2 separate regions of the Mus musculus genome follow, and region 1 is linked to region 2. Evidence: chromatin loops called from intact Hi-C (ENCODE). Cell type or tissue: left cerebral cortex. All regions are shown on one strand.

Region 1 (8,000 bases), 190 kb after region 2:
CTTGTACATACCAATGTAGTTGTCACTCAGAAATACATGAGGCATCTACATTATCCAGAACTCTCTTTTGTGCCTGCTGTCTTAACCATCATTACACACAGGCAGCCGATTTCTTTCTAATTGCTTATTTGGGTACTTAATATATAGATCATGTTGTATAGTTTGGATTTTTGTTTTGAAATACATCTGTCTTATTGCAAATATCAGTAATGCTGAGAAGTATGAAGTTACTACATTAGAAATAATCTTTTTAAAACACATTTGAGGTATTTCTAATTTGGGGGTTACTATGAAAATGACTTTGTGGACAAATGATTTTTATTTCATTTCTTTGTGGTATCACTCTTTGAATAGGTCATTTTTGGTCATTGTGTAGATGCACCTTTTATGGTCATGAACGTATACATGGCACTCTACAATGTTTATACAACTTAATCCTCACACAAGCCATGCATGAAAACTGCAGTTGCCCAACATCTTGCAAACACTTGACATTATCAGTCTCAGTTCAGCCACTTAATAGCAAGCAATGTTGATTTATGCTTTCTGCACAGCTGATGATGCTGAGCTGCTACCTGTGTCCTAGTGGGATCCTGACATATCTTTTGTAAAAGGTTTGCTCAAGGCTTCTCTTTCATTTGTACAAATTGAGTTTGTGATTTTTATCTGTAGAGGTTTTGTGTATATTCTGGATACAAGTTCTTTATTAGATGAATATCTTGTGTGTACTTTCTCCCGGAAAATATTTTTTATCAACAGAAATTTAAATTAGGATGAAGCACAAGATATTTTTACTTTTATACTTATGTATCAAATATTATATTTATTATGTATTTCAAGAAATTTTTTGCCTACCACATGATCACTTCCCTTTTGTAATTGGAACTTTATCATTCTGATTTTGCAATGTGGTTTGTGACTTATCTCAAATTAACTGCATTATTGTCTTGATTAGTTTCAAGTTTAATTGTTTATTTACGCAGATTTTCCTAACAAACTGGTTACAAATAACATTTCTTTTAGATTTCTCAAATGGATAAGTGAAAACAATTTGTTATTGCTTTATATATTGACGGGCTCTCTAATTTGAATGCTTGCTGATTTCCATGTCCCCACAATTTTGAGTTAGAGGTATTACCTGGTAAAAGGGTTAAGTTATTGACTATGGTTTTCTTCTTTGGTAGATGTGAAATTATCTTAGCAGAACTGATATAAGGATAGTTATGTCAATTAAGATTATAAGAGGCTCAATTGTTGTCATCCATCACAAATTTTACATCAGTAAGGATTTAAATTAACTTCAGAAGCATTCAAATGACCTTCTTTGGGCTAGAGAGATGGGACAGTGGGTGAAATAGTTGTGCAAACATGGGAACCCGAGATTGAATCCCCGTTATTCATGTAAAGAAAGCTAGGTGTGGCAGTCCTTGTTTATAACTCTGGCTGTAGAGAACAGAGATGGGTAGATCCCAGAGGCTTTGTTGGCCAACCCATCTAGGAGGTTCCATAGAGACTCTGTCAAAAAATAATGTGGGGGAGACATTCTATCCTCCATAATTAAATATGACTGAGCACACTTACATACACATATGAACAAGTGCATATTACACACATTTGTACGCACACACGCGTGCAGCACACACACACACACACACACACACACACACACACACGTACCTCTTCCCCACATCCTACAGAAGAATGGCTACATTTGTAACCATCTTGCTCAGCTATGGAAGAAATTAAAACAGATAAGGACAAATGACACCAAAAATTTGGAATCCTATTACAACAAATCTCCAAACCATGAGTTATGCTTGCCAGAGAAATAAAAGCAACCTTAGTCTATTTAAGGCAAAGGAATTGAGGTAACTTATGCCGCTAAATAAAGCAAAATTCCTCTGCATCTTTGTCCTTACTGACTCCCATGACCTCCAAAAATAAGAGCTTTTTTGACTTGATGTCAAAAGTCTGAGGAACCCAGAAAAGAGTAAGTCTTAGAACTACTGAATAGTTTAGGGATTTTATTATACATAGGATGGGCTAGAATTCTAAGGAGAGTTAAAATATTCATGTTCACTTTGGAGGGATAATGTCTCAGAACAATGGCTCGATAAGCAGCTCTGATAGTTCTGATAAAGAATACGTTTCCACTTTTCTAATAATATGATTCAAACCATTCTTTATGCTACATAAATCCTTCCCACGTCCATCCAGATAGTTGGCTTCAGAATGCTCCATAAAAGCTGTAAAATGAGCTAGAATCTCCTGTCCTCTGATAATTTTCGTACCAGTAAATATCTTTCCATGACCTCTAGTCCTGTCCTATCATTTAATCTGAGACTCCTAAACAAGTGCACTTCTATTCTCTGTCCTTTCTTACAAATGCTAGTGGTAATTGTTAACTTACTTAAACACATTTCTTACATACATTTTATGGAGCAATTTTCATTTTGTAACTCACCACATCTTAGTTTCTTATTTTCTGTCTGATACAAAGAAAGAGAGAGAGAGGGAGAGAGAGAGAGAGAGAGAGAGAGAGAGAGAGAGAGAGAGAGAGAGAACAAAATAAAAGAAAGAAGTTAATTCAATACAAAGGCAAATAATTGCCACAAGGAAAGAATTGTCATAACTTTCCCCAAGGAACCCTATTTTTGTTGATTTTAAAAAATTGTTCAGCATATTTTTCTTATGGGATTGAGGTTTTACTTTTCAGTGTTTCTATGCAACCAAAATATATATTTGATGTACTGCACAGAGTTCTGGTAATATCTGACAACAGTCTTGTCAAAACACATGGAATGTGTGCTTACTCATTATGGGAACCTCGAAAACCTCTGCCCCTTCAAAACCGTTGGGCCTGGAAAGCTGCTGAAATTTTGGAACACAGTTGAACATGCTGCTCTATGCAATGGTCTTAGTTCTCTAGGGAGCCATAGGGGATGATGATACAAAAACCTATCTAGACAATACTGCTCAGCAAGGCCACACTAACAACCCCTTTCTAAAAGGCTCTACGCAATCCTGATTTCATGTTCCAGCTTCACTGTGGTCATGTCTTCGCATCTGAAAGAGTGGCAGTGTCTTAAATGCGAGCCACTGGAGATCTAAATGCTCTGACTTGGTGCTTTTTGACAGGAGAGAAAAGCCAATAAACCAGCCCCAAAATGGTGCAATCAGGAGCAGCGCATAATTAGAAGCCATCTGCATGTCTTGTATGCCCCTTTCTGTATGTGAAATAGGGCCAGCACTATGTGAGTCCTTAGAAAGCTCCTTTCAAAAATTTCAAATCCTTATTGAGACTCTACCCTACAGAGGAGAGAACAAGACAGACCAATGTATTCATGATCAACTCCCCCCCCCTTCTGATTTTCTCTTAAGATGTGTGAGCAATTTACAACCAAATTAACATAATGTCCTACCCCTACACTGGAAGTGTTTATTGTAGACTTAAAAAATATTCTAAAATTCATGTTAAAAAAAATAAGTCAGAGGAGTTAACAAAATAGCTGTTGTGTGTATCCGAGAAGACTACAGTATAAAGTTCATTCTAGATTCCAGTGGAGGCGGTGTCCTCTACCCACAGGCAAATGCTAGTCCTCAGCCTTCAGATTCTACACTTTATTTTTCATTAGAAATCTTGTTATTTAATAAAAGACAATTAGTTTAGAGAAATTTTTGGTTCATAGCAAAACTGAGAGGAAGGGCACAAAGATACTACGCATGCTTTCTGCTCCCACTCTTGGTGTCCTCCTTAAGAGATGACTCTGATTCCCATATTAAGTGCTCTCTTGGCTAGAAGGCACACGGTTAAGAAGCCCCTCATAGAGTTCATAGCAGGCATGAGTCACAACGAGGAGAGGGTGTTCTTTTTAATCCCACTGTGATTTGCTAGCGTGTTAAAGAGAACATGTAGTCAGCAGGCAATTTTAGGCTATTGTTTTATCCCCCACAGACCACAGACACCACCTTGCTGTATGCATTCTGTGCTCTGGGATGTTATAGAGGAGAGCTGGGACTGTTCTTGTAGGGAGTTGGTCTTGATCTTCGTGATCCCTTCCAAGCTTTAGAGTCTAAGAGAGTTTTATGTTTTAGAAGGTTGTGTGTCAGTAGTCAGTGTGAATATGCAGAACCATGTCATAAATAAATATAAGACTGTTTAAAAGCCATACATCTTTAAAGTGCCACACCACTATATTTTATGTGACTTATGTACATGTCCTTAATGTGTCCTACAAAACAGATGCCTGTCTCTTGATTCCAGCTTCAGAGGTTAGAGTCAATACTCCTGATAGTATATCCAGGCTGAGATACAAGTGATTCATACTCTAACATGCACTGATTCCAAATTCCCACATGTCTGAATGTTAGCAAGCATCTTTCATTAGAATCTTTCTCATACACCCAGTGACTCCCTGGGTTTCCTGGTCTATGGCTGATCATTTCTGGTTGGTTTTATCTTTCACAAATGGAGCCAGAAATCAGTTCTTCTCTTTCTTGTGAAGTCAGTTGTCTTGGGATCCCAGAACATTATTATCTTGGGTGTTATTGCCACAGTCCCTCAAGTCTTTGTGTTGTCACTAGGTATCAGTGTGGGGTTGATGTCACCAAGGCCTGTGGTACTTAGAATGTTCCAAATTCTTTGGAGTTCAGAGTTTTCTAGTGGTTTTAAATTTAATTTTGTTTCTCTTATTAGTTTACCCATGGAGCAGTTTTTTCCTTTCCTTTCCTTTCCTTTCCTTTCCTTTCCTTTCCTTTCCTTTCCTTTCCTTTCCTTTCCTTTCCTTTCCTTCCTCCCTCTCTCTCTCTTTTTCTTTCTTTCTTTCTTTCTTTCTTTCTTTCTTTCTTTCTTTCTTAACATATAACATATCTTTGTTGGTGTGTGTGTGTGTGTGTGTGTGTGTGTGTGTGTGTGTGTATCATACAGTACATTGTGATTCTGATTGTTTTCCTTCCTCAGCTCATACCCTTTCCTTCTCCCTCGCACTAGAAATGAACATCTACAGAAAAATAAGTTAAGATAAAATAAAAACAATCCAGAATATGACAAAAGACCCAAACAAACACAAACAGAAAACAAGAGCCAATGAAAACCCACAAGAAACACATGTAGTAGGTCCAGAGACACAAACATTTCCAAACACAGAAGTCTCATGAAAACATAAAACCAGAAACCAAATCATATAAGCAAAAGACCTATAAGGTTAGAGAAGGTTTTATGTTACAGATAAATTATTATAAAACAAAAAACCTCCAAAAATACCATTGAGTTTGTTTTTCCGGGGCCATCTACAGCTTGGTTTGGGGCCTGCCCATACGTGTGGCTTGCACACCCAGTGAAAACTAGGTTTTTCTTTGGGAGCAGTTATCAATTGATGATAGATTCTGGGTTAGAGATAGAGACTTGTGTCTACTTCCTCTCTTATTACTGGGACCCCCATGTAGCTTAGACCTGTGCAGGTCCTGTGCATGCTGCCACAATGTCTATGAGTTCATGTGTGGGTCAGTCCCATTGTGTCCAGAATGCCTGTTTCCTTGGTGTCTTCCATCCTCACTGACTCTTGTAATCATCCAACATCCTCTTTTGCAAAGCCCTGAGGGGAAGGATTTGATGGAGACAGCCCATTCCAATGTCTCCCACTCTCTGAACATTGTCCATCTGGTCTCTGTCTTTGTTCCCATTTACTGCTCGAGGAAGCTTCTCTGATAATGGCTGAGCAAGTCATTGATTTATGAATATAGCAAAATGTTGTTAGGAGTGGTTTTATTCTATGTCTCATTAGTAGAATAGTAGTATTTTGTTTCCCCTTAGGTCATGGCCTATCTAATCTCAGGTTCTTGGCTCTATATTAGTTATAGTTATTTTTGCTGTGATGAAACACTATTAAAAAAGCAACTTGTGGAGGAAATTGTTTTTCAGCTTACGCTTCAACATCACAGTTCACCATCAAAGGAAGTCAGGACAGTACCTCAAGCAAGGCAGGAAACTGGAGGCAGAAGCTATTGCAGAGGCCATGGAGGTATGCTGCTTACTGTTTAGCTCCCCATGAGTTGCTCAGCCTGATTTCTTATAAAACTTAGGACCAAAGCCCAGGGGTGTCACCACCCATAATGGTCTGGGCTCTCCCCCATAAATTGCTAATTAAAAAAAATGCCCTACAATCTTGCCTACAACCTGATCTTATGGTGGCATTTTCTCAATCAAGGCTTTCTACTCTCTGATGACTCCAGCTTGTGTTACGTGGACATAGAACTAATCAGTACACCACCTAAGCCGTGTCAGACTTGGATTCCGTCTCATGGAGTGGACCTTAAATTCAATCTGATAGTAGCTGGTTACTCCCACAACTTTTTAAAAAACTTTTTTTAATTAGATATTTTCTTTATTTACATTTCAAATGTTATTCCCTTTCCTCGTTTCCCCTCTGAAAAACTCCTATCCCATCCCACCTCCCCCTGATCACCAACCCATCCACTCCTACTTCCTGATCCTAGCATTCCCCTATACTTTGACACCGAGCCTTCAAAGGACCAAGGGTCTCTCCTCCCATTGATGTCCCACAAGGCTATCCTCTGCTACATATGTGGCTGGAGCCTTGATTTGCTCCTTGTATACTCTTTGGTTGGTGGTTTAGTTCCTGGGAGTTCTGGGGGTACTGGTTGGTTCATATTATTGTTCCACCTATGGGGCTGCAAACCCCTTCAGCTCCTTGGGTACTTTCTCTAGCTCCCCCATTGGGGGCTCTGTGCTCAGTCCAATGGTTGGCTGAGAGTATCCCCCTCAGTATTTTTCAGGCACTGGCAGAGCCTCTCAGGACACAGCTATATCAGGCTCCTGTCAGCAAGCACTTGTTGGCATCTGCAATAGTGTCTGTGTTTGGTAACTGTATATGGGATGAATCCCCAGGTGAGGCAGTCTCTGGATGGCCTTTCCTTCAGTCTCTGCTCTACACTTTGTCTCTGTATCTCCTCCCATGGGTATTTTGTTCCTCCTCTAAGAAGGACCAAAATACCCACATTTTGGTCTTCCTTCTTCTTGAGCTTCTGTGAATTGTATCTTGGGTGTTCCAAGCTTCATGAGTCCTAGGGACTGTAACTCAGGTTTCATGCTTCTACTTTACCTACTGAACCATCTGTCCAGGCATATAATTGGAAATTTTAAAAAATTCCATTTCCCTCAAATTTTGGTACCTCTGTGATACCTCCTATTTGTAGAGTTTTGCCTATTTAACACTGCTTGTGACAAATCTCACTTAGAGAACAATAAGAACAAAGCCTTGTTAACTTATTTAGAAATAGTCATATGGTTCTGATAGCCAAGATTGCACACATAGGGTATCACATTTCATTTACAGATATTTATTTTATATCTATGATGTATTGTCATGGTTATGGATCTCTGGAGACTGTGGTGAGAATGAGAAAATCTTGAGCTAACTTGACATCTGAAAGCCCTGGAGTCAAGTGGTCATAAAATTGTTCACATTAGTTCAGAATAAAGAGATTAATGATAATATTAGTAACATCAAACAAATGACTTACTAAAGAAATTATGTTCCAGTAAGAAAAAAAATGGGTAAAATTCACGATTTGTTTGAAAACTGTGAAAATTTATATGACAGTGATTTTATACACAGCTACTTATTAAAAGAGGAACACCCACACTCCTCAGGGTGGTTCTGCTCCTCTTCAGATGGCAAAGTGTTGCTGCTTTGCCTCGCTTGTTTCCCTGAGCTATAACATGGAGACAAGCTTTTTATCCAAAGCGCTAAAAATGTTTAGCTTCAGTAGTTCAAGCCAATGAAGCAAGGTCTAAAGATGCATTGCTAAAGTAGTGTTTCATATAATTGGAAGGTACAGTTTCAAGGATGTTGGCAGTGAAGGAAAATTTAATTGCTTATTTCATTTATATCCATGACTGCTGACACAAAGAGATTAACTCCTTTGTTTCAAAAGTGGATATTGCTTTTATAATTGTGTTTTGAAATGTGCATTGAATT
Region 2 (8,000 bases):
ATTCTTTCCAACCTAACTATCATTAAACACATAGTAGCTATTTTGTTCTTTCATTTCTTAGCACCTTTAACACTTCTAATTTATAGCTAAATTATTGATGGCTTTTTCAGATTTTCAAAAACTTTTGCTATATGCAACATATTGTTTAAAAATTTACATTTTAAATTCAACTGTATGATTTTTATTTTTAATATTCTGCTTGGTTACTTGTATCTCTGGCTGGCCTGAACCTCACTTTATGCCACCAAGCCTAGCTATACTTATATTTTTTATGTGGATGCTCATCACAAGCATGCCAGGCGTCCAGGGTGATCAGAAGAAGGCATCATATCCTCTGGAACTAGAGTTATGGATGCTTGTGAACCACAATGTTGGTGCTGGGAAGTGAACCCAGGTACTCTGAGGGAGCTCTTAACTGCAGAGCCATCTCTGAAGTCCCACATTGTAGTAGCTTTTCACACATTTTAACTTTTTATTGTTATAAAGAAAGCCTCATTCCTTTTTTAAAAATTTCTTTTATATACACAAGTATTTTGCCCACATGAATGTGCAATGCACCATGTGCATGCCTGATGCTCATAGGGGTCAAAGAGCATGTCAGATACCCCAGAACAGGAGTTATAGATCGTTGTGTGCCATTATGTGGGAGCTGAAAATCTAACCCAGTTCCCCCAAATAAATAGATCATAACATATAAAAGTAAGATTCATTAGATCATAGCATACAAAAGTAGGATTCATTACAAAAGTATTGGAAGAAAATAATAAAGAGCAAGACCAGACCATCAAAGACTGAAATTGAAAAATGAGAAGGTTTGGGCCTGGAGTGATGGCTCAGCATCTTTGTACTCCCCTTCTTTATGTCTCTACGCTTTAGTGTCATATAAGGTCTAGAGAGCATATGGAAGCAATGAAAGCAAAAACTGAAATAAGGGGGAAAACTCATGACTTTAGAACTTTTCTTGCTTTAAAGTCATCAAGAGGTTATATTGCTTAAGACTAGAATAAAGAATATAGCTTCTCATTAGATGGAGCCTGGGGAGAGTTAGGAGAAGGACTGAGGGACACAGAGAGGACAGGAACTCCACAGGAAGACCAACAGAGCCAACTAACCTGGATCCTTGGAGGCAACCAGAGACTGAACCACCAACCAAAGAGCATACATGGGCTAGACCTATCCCCTCTACATCCCACAAGTGCACCTTTATCTTCATGTGGGTCCTCTAACAACTGGGGCAGCGGCTATCCCTGACTCTGTGTCCCTGTCTCTGTTCCTCTAACTCGGCTGCCTTGTCTGGCCTCAGGGGAGTGGATTTGCCTAGTGCTGCAGTGACTTGATGTGCCAGGATGGGTTGACATAGGGGGCACCTCCCCCTTCTCAGAGGAGAAAATGGGGGGATGGAAGAGGAGCTGTGTGAAGGGGGACTAGGAGGAGAGGGGGGTTGTAATCACAATGTAAAGTGAATAAATAAAATAAAAAGAATATAGTTTGTATTTTACATCTTTAAAAATAAACAAGTTCATTTGGCTCTTTGGAAAAAATAATCAGTTTGATTATGATATTAAGAATAAGAAAAAATATACAAGCTTACTAGAACCAAAAATAAAATGCATCATTATTATAGATGCCAATTATTTAAAAGGAGAAATAAAAATTATGAGTAAGTTCAATGCTCAAAAGTTACTAGTAGTTGGGAATGGACTGATTCCTTGGAAAGCAATCTTCCAAAATGTATGACAAGAAAACCAGGCCATGGTGGCGCTTGCCTTTAATCCCAACACTAGGAGGCAGATGCAGGTAGATCTCTGATTTCAGGTCCAGCCTGGTCTACAGAGTAAATTCCTGGACAGCCTGTGGCTTCTACTTCAGCTCCTGCCTTCAAGTTTCTTTCCTGCTTAGTTCCTGCTCCGACTTTTCTCAGTGTTGGACTACCACTTGGAAGTCTAAGATGAAATAAACTCTTTCATTTCCATGTTACTTTTGGCTATGATGTTCATCAATTATTATCAATTATAAACAATATGTTTATACACTGAAAATTTAAAGAATGTTGGGAAAATATATGAATATGAGAACACTGAACTTTCTGCTCCATCTACAAACTTAAATTCACTTAAAAAAACAACAGATTATACTAGGGATATGGTGGTATATGCCTATAATACTAATATTTAGAAGGCTGAGGTAGAAGAATTTAAAGTTGATGGGTAGCATGAATAAAATAGTGGGAACCCCCATTTGAAATATAAATAAGGCCTATTAATGAAAAATTAATTTTAAAAAGATTAAATGAAAATTTTATACTTTCCCCTCCATGGTCTTCCTTAAAAAGTCACTCAGCAGATGGCACCAGAGATCCTTTAGAACAGTGTTTTTGTTTTTTGTTTTTTGTTTTTTTCTTTTTTTTGGTTTTTCGAGACAGGGTTTCTCGAAACCTGGTGTCCTGGAACTCACTTTGTAGACCAGGCTGGCCTCGAACTCAGAAATCCGCCTGCCTCTGCCTCCCGAGTGCTGGGATCAAAGGTGTGCGCCACCACGCCTGGCTAGAAGGTTCTTAACCTTCCTAATGCTGAAATCATTTAGGAGTTCCTGATGTGGTGACATCCCAACCATAAAATTATTTTTGTTGCTATTTTATAACTCTAACCTTGCTATTTTTATGAATTGTGATATAAATACCTGATATGTAGGATATATGTCCATTGTTACAAACTGAACATAATTAAAGCAGAGTGATTAACCATAAAACAATATGTGATTACATATTGTGAAATATTTATTTCTCATTATAAATAAAAATTTGTTTTGAAGCATGGTATAGCGTGGCTAACAGTCTTACTATAACAACAGTAAACTACATGGCTACATTTTGTGACAGTATGTGTAAAAAGCCAATGTCAGTGCAAAGGTTGAGATGGTTTCTTTTTGACCAGATCAGAAATTCTTGGAATAGTCTTTACAAGAGGACAACAAAGATTACTTTCCACAAGTCTATTTATATATTTAGATTTGATACCCAGCAAGCTACAGATCCCTGTTTCACAGAGCTATGGTGTTGGAAATGGAAGAAGGTGGTGCACCACAGTCTCAGACCGGGCAGGACAGGACTGGAAACATCTGCTCCAGAAGTGTGTAACTAGCACTGTGAGAAGCCAGTTCTTGCTACATTGCTGTTAATAAGCTCAATGAACTTTACTGTCTCAGGAACATCTTCAACTTTATTAAAGGGCTTTCGGCAAGTGCAAATGGGGGTCATGTAGATTTGGAAAATGAAATAAAATTTTGTCTGCAAGCTTGTGCAAGTGATGTTTCATAGAAATTATCATTGTAATCCTTTTGTCTGGCTCAATGTCATGTTCCTCAAAGAAGGCAGGTAAGGTTAGGTAACATGTAAAATTTATTTTTATCCTCTAATTTTCCTGGCCAAACCTGAAGTTTCATTTGGAATAAATCTTTTTGGACTTTTTCAGACAAATCAAGGCAGGCTGCGTTCTGTGATAGTTAAGTTATTCAAGATGGCAAAGATGTCAACAAAGTAAGCTATCTTCTGTTACTCACTTTCATTTTGAGTGCATCACAAAGATCGACAACATGTTTTAGAACTTTTCATCTTGCTCTATCTCACTGCAGTGTGAAATAGCAGAGCCGTGTATGATGCATCCAACTCCTCACTGTTTCAACAGCAGACTGTTTAAAGAACTCACTTGGACAAAAGTGACAGAACTTATGGTGCCGATCATTACTTCTTGTAACTCCTGTGGCAGTGACTTCATTGGTAATATTTGCCAATAAATCATACAGTGAGTTCCGATGACTTCTGCTGACTCATTCAGTTCCAAACATTGAAATCCAGATCACCATTCTAGCATAGCTAGGGCAGAAACCTTTCCCCAACAGATCTTGTGATCTTTCAAAAATGAACCAACTGTGTCAAAAACATTACATGCAGAAATGTTGTTTTACGACATTTGCAGAAGAGAAATTCATCTTAGAGTCTCCATCATTAATATACCTTGCATAAATCAGTGAATAATTTGCAAAGTCTGTGGACTGATCAAACTAGATACTGAATATTAGAAGTGGAATATATTTAATTTCCTGAATTACCTGACCAAGTATATCAGCAGACATGCCATCTATTCTTCAGTAGACAGTGTCGTTAAATAAGGAAATTGCATTCAACTGAGTAAAAAATTCATCTCCACTAATAACTCAAACAATGATGGCCGCTGGCAACTGTAAATCTTCACCAATAGTATGACAGTTCACAGCTCTAACAAGTCTGAGTGCCACCACATGTGCAGCTTCCATGGCTGCTACATTTTGTTTGTGGTAGCTGCCACCAGTATTAAGTCTGGTTTTCTTGAGTCCATCATCTTTGCTTCTAAAATAGTTGGTATCCTTGCCAGAAAAGCTAAGTTGTTTGCTATCAAAATGGCTTTTTAGTTTGTTCAGCTTCACAACAAATACCACATTATAGTTTCTCAACTTCTGCTGTAATTATTGAGGTCAAACCATACTATAAAAAATCCTTACTATATTTTCTTTTCTTAATGTTCTTCTCTACACGATCCACTGTCATGGGATGGTTTTCTAATGAGAATAATATATAACACTAGCTTTAAGAGTACAAAAGATCATACATGGCATAGTCCAGTCAATAAGCTTCATTAATGTTTCCTATGATGTGCCTTTTCTTTTGTTTTCTATTTTCTTTATATACCTGTAACTATCACAAGGGGGCAGTATTCACAATGGGAATATAAAAATTAAGTTCCCATGGTACTGATAATATTTTTTCCCAGTAGTTAATGATTTTACAGTACATGATTTTACATTTACCCAGCAATTATAATTCATAAAGTGTTACTTTACCTTCAATATTGCTACTTTCAACACAATAGCTGCTCGCCACACATGTATGACCGGGCTGGCAAAGTACTTTATGGTGTCACCCCTATCACACCCCTGCATTTGTTCAGGGTGTCTGTGTCCAGGTAGTTATATGTGGGCTTATCTACATCTAGGCAGGTCAGTCTGGAGACAGATAGAGGAGTGGTATTTCAGTTCCTAAGAATCATCGGAAATACTAGTGTTCTGATTGTCTTAGGTGACCCAACCCCTGTGAAAGTCACTAGACTCTCAAAGAGGTCATGAATTTCATTTTTTGTGTGTATGTCTGGTGCATATATTTGTTTGTGTATGCACGCACATGTGTGGAGCCAGAGGTTGACACTGGATGTCACATATGATCACTGGCTATATCATTTTTTAAAGACAGTGTTTTTTTTTTTTTTTTTGTTTTTTGTTTGTTTTTTTTTTTTAACTAAACCTGGAGTTCATTCATTTGACTAGGCTTACTGACCACTGAGCTCCAGGGATCTTCTTGTCTGAACATCTCCATGGCTACCACACCCAGCTTTCCTATGCATACTAAAGATCTAAACTCAGGTACTAACCTTTACATGGTAGGCACTGATTAAGCTATCTCCCTACCTCTATATTTTAAAACAAAGACATGACAGTAAGAGCTGAGAAGCCTGGCCATTCATGACTTCTGACTGACTGATTTTGTATGTGTGTGTGTATGTAAATATATGTATGAGTGTATACAGACAGACAGACAGACAGACACACACACACATACATATCAGGGAGTATAGTGCAAAATAACCAGACACCTATACAAGATCATTTGTCAGTTATACAAAACAAAAAGGCAGGGGAATGTAGGAATACATATATTTATGTACGTACTTGTATGTACACATACACATACATGTACTCTATAAGAATATGAACACATATCTATAGATAATTTTGGAATAGGGTCTCATGTAGTTGAAGTTAACCTCAAACTCCTTATGCAGCCAAGGATGACCTTGAACTACGAATCCTTCTTACTTAACCTCAGAAGTGCTAAGATTACAGGCATACATGATTATGCTTGACTTTACTGGACAAAACTTTAAGATCTCCAAATTTAAATAGGATTCAACCTAACTGTATTTCTACAGAGAAGGAAAAACAAAAAGAGAAAAAGCAAGCCAGGAATAGTGAGAGACTTCCAACATAAGCTTATCTCTTAAGGTAAGACTATGTGATATCAATAATATAAATCCTAGTGTGAGTATCATGATCATTTTTCAACTACAATCTTTTTAGTTCTTGGGTTCACAGTTTGAAAGGTAGGTTGAAAAGGCAAAACAAAACAAAACCCAAAAAAACCAACCCCCCCAAACAAAAACAAAATCCCCTATAATCTGAACTTATTTGGTTCAAAGACAATGAATATATGCACTTATATGATTTTATTTCCTGGGTTCAGATATAAGTGTTCAAAGGACATTTGCATTGTAAAACAGGACATGGTAGATTACCCTGATTCATCATTTTCCATTTTCTGCATGTTTCTAATGTTATCTGTGTTGATTTGAAAGTCAAACTATAACAATGTTTCTATTAATTTTACTCAGTTGGAATAACTAACATCTAATATTGTAGAAGGCTCTTAAATAGTACAAGTGAAAATCTACAGAATACTTTCCTTTATCCATATGTGATATATTCTAAGATTCTCTTTAGATGTCTAAAGTTATAAAACCCTGTAAAATGTTTTTTTCCTTTTATCATAAACATACATGTTTATGATAAAACGTTTATCAATATGGTATAGTACTAGATTAAAAATGAAGTATAAAGAAACAGAACTATTAATATAAAAATTAGAATATAAAATGGTGTACGTTAAACACATTTATAATCCCTCTGAACAATTTAGACACTCATTTTCACTTAAGGCTTGTTTCTACTACTCATGGCTCTCTTAATGCCAAATATTCTTCTGTAGTAACAACACACTACAGTATGGTTATTTAAAACTCACGATGTATGTATTTCTATGATTTTCCACTTAGTATTCTTACATCATGCTTGACCATGTGCAACTGAACAATAGCCAAGCGTAACGCCATAAATTCAGGTTGCATTATGTATAGCAAATACATCTCATGTATCAATATGCTTACTAGGTATGGATCATTTTACTTTAATTTCATAATTGCTGTATGGTTTATCTTATATAATTTACATACAGGGCTAACAGTTTTATTGCATGCGGGCCAGTGTGTAGATACATGTGCAAGAACCCTATGCATGAGGGTTCAGCTGGTAAAAAGCACCTGAAACCAAGAGTTTGATCCAAAAGGAGGAAGAAGAAAACCCACTCTTCAAGTTGTCTTCTGGCCTTGATAGAATATAAAATAATTTTTAAGATGTAAAAAATTATTAAACTTTAAATTCACCCAAACAATCCAGAGATATACATTAGGCTGATTTTACCTATCTTGTATGTTAACGCCAACATAGCTGTGACCTGAGGTCACGGTTTCCAAGTGTCGTTGACTATTGCAAATGCATTTCGACTTCGTGTGGATCACTTATGTTGGCACACTTAACACAAGAAGCATTAACAGTCTCACTACACTGCATGAATAGAAAAGAACTCTAGAAAGAATGGGTCAATTTTTACAATCATGGTTTCTATCATCAGATTGTAGTACTACTGCATGGTGAACGGTAGGAAGGATTAATTTAATCCTTTAAAGCATGTTTTCAGAATAGGATGTAAAAATAAGATGGTTACTTACATCACTCTCATTAACAAAGTTAAAATAAACCTTTTAACTTCCCCTTTCCCTTGCTGAAAATCTCATGTAATAAAGGGATAAATGAAAAATATAAAACATTCCCCAGGGATCTATATTAACAAGTATGATACAAAGAATACTAAAAGACAAAGGAAGTACACATGCTTGTCCTCACAATTAAGAAACACAGCTAACATAAATAGAGAGGATATGTAGAATATCTATCAATTATCAATTACTGGCAAATCTAGATATGTATTTTCACTAAAGGGAGATATAGCAGAACAAACTATGACCTAGTTGTGTAGCTATCATGAGAGCAAACAGGAAAGTCATTTGACTTGAGCCTCA

The links. Hi-C counts contacts between places; a loop is a spot of excess contacts. Peaks named below come from ENCODE experiments on the same cell type or tissue, not always from the same donor. Only the 100,000 strongest peaks of a DNase experiment are listed, where the experiment ranks them.
Region 1: a loop joins it to region 2, with 2.2 times the contacts of the local background. A loop is called at or near these places in 3 of 42 quality-filtered maps.

The regions. Positions count from the first base shown.
Region 1 is chr5:45,940,915-45,948,914 of GRCm38, forward strand. The region is part of intron 2 of Gm40298 (a long non-coding RNA gene); the gene reads left to right. Among named protein-coding and RNA genes, the nearest start is that of Gm40298, 12 kb to the left of the region's middle. In left cerebral cortex, no CTCF peak of the experiment used is centred here; a DNase peak (open chromatin) is centred at 3,224.
Region 2 is chr5:45,752,951-45,760,950 of GRCm38, forward strand. The region is part of intron 4 of Lcorl (ligand dependent nuclear receptor corepressor-like); the gene reads right to left. It also overlaps the pseudogene Gm21020. Among named protein-coding and RNA genes, the nearest start is that of Gm3414, 29 kb to the left of the region's middle. In left cerebral cortex, CTCF peaks have their summits at 2,334 (motif pointing right) and 4,745 (motif pointing right); no DNase peak of the experiment used is centred here.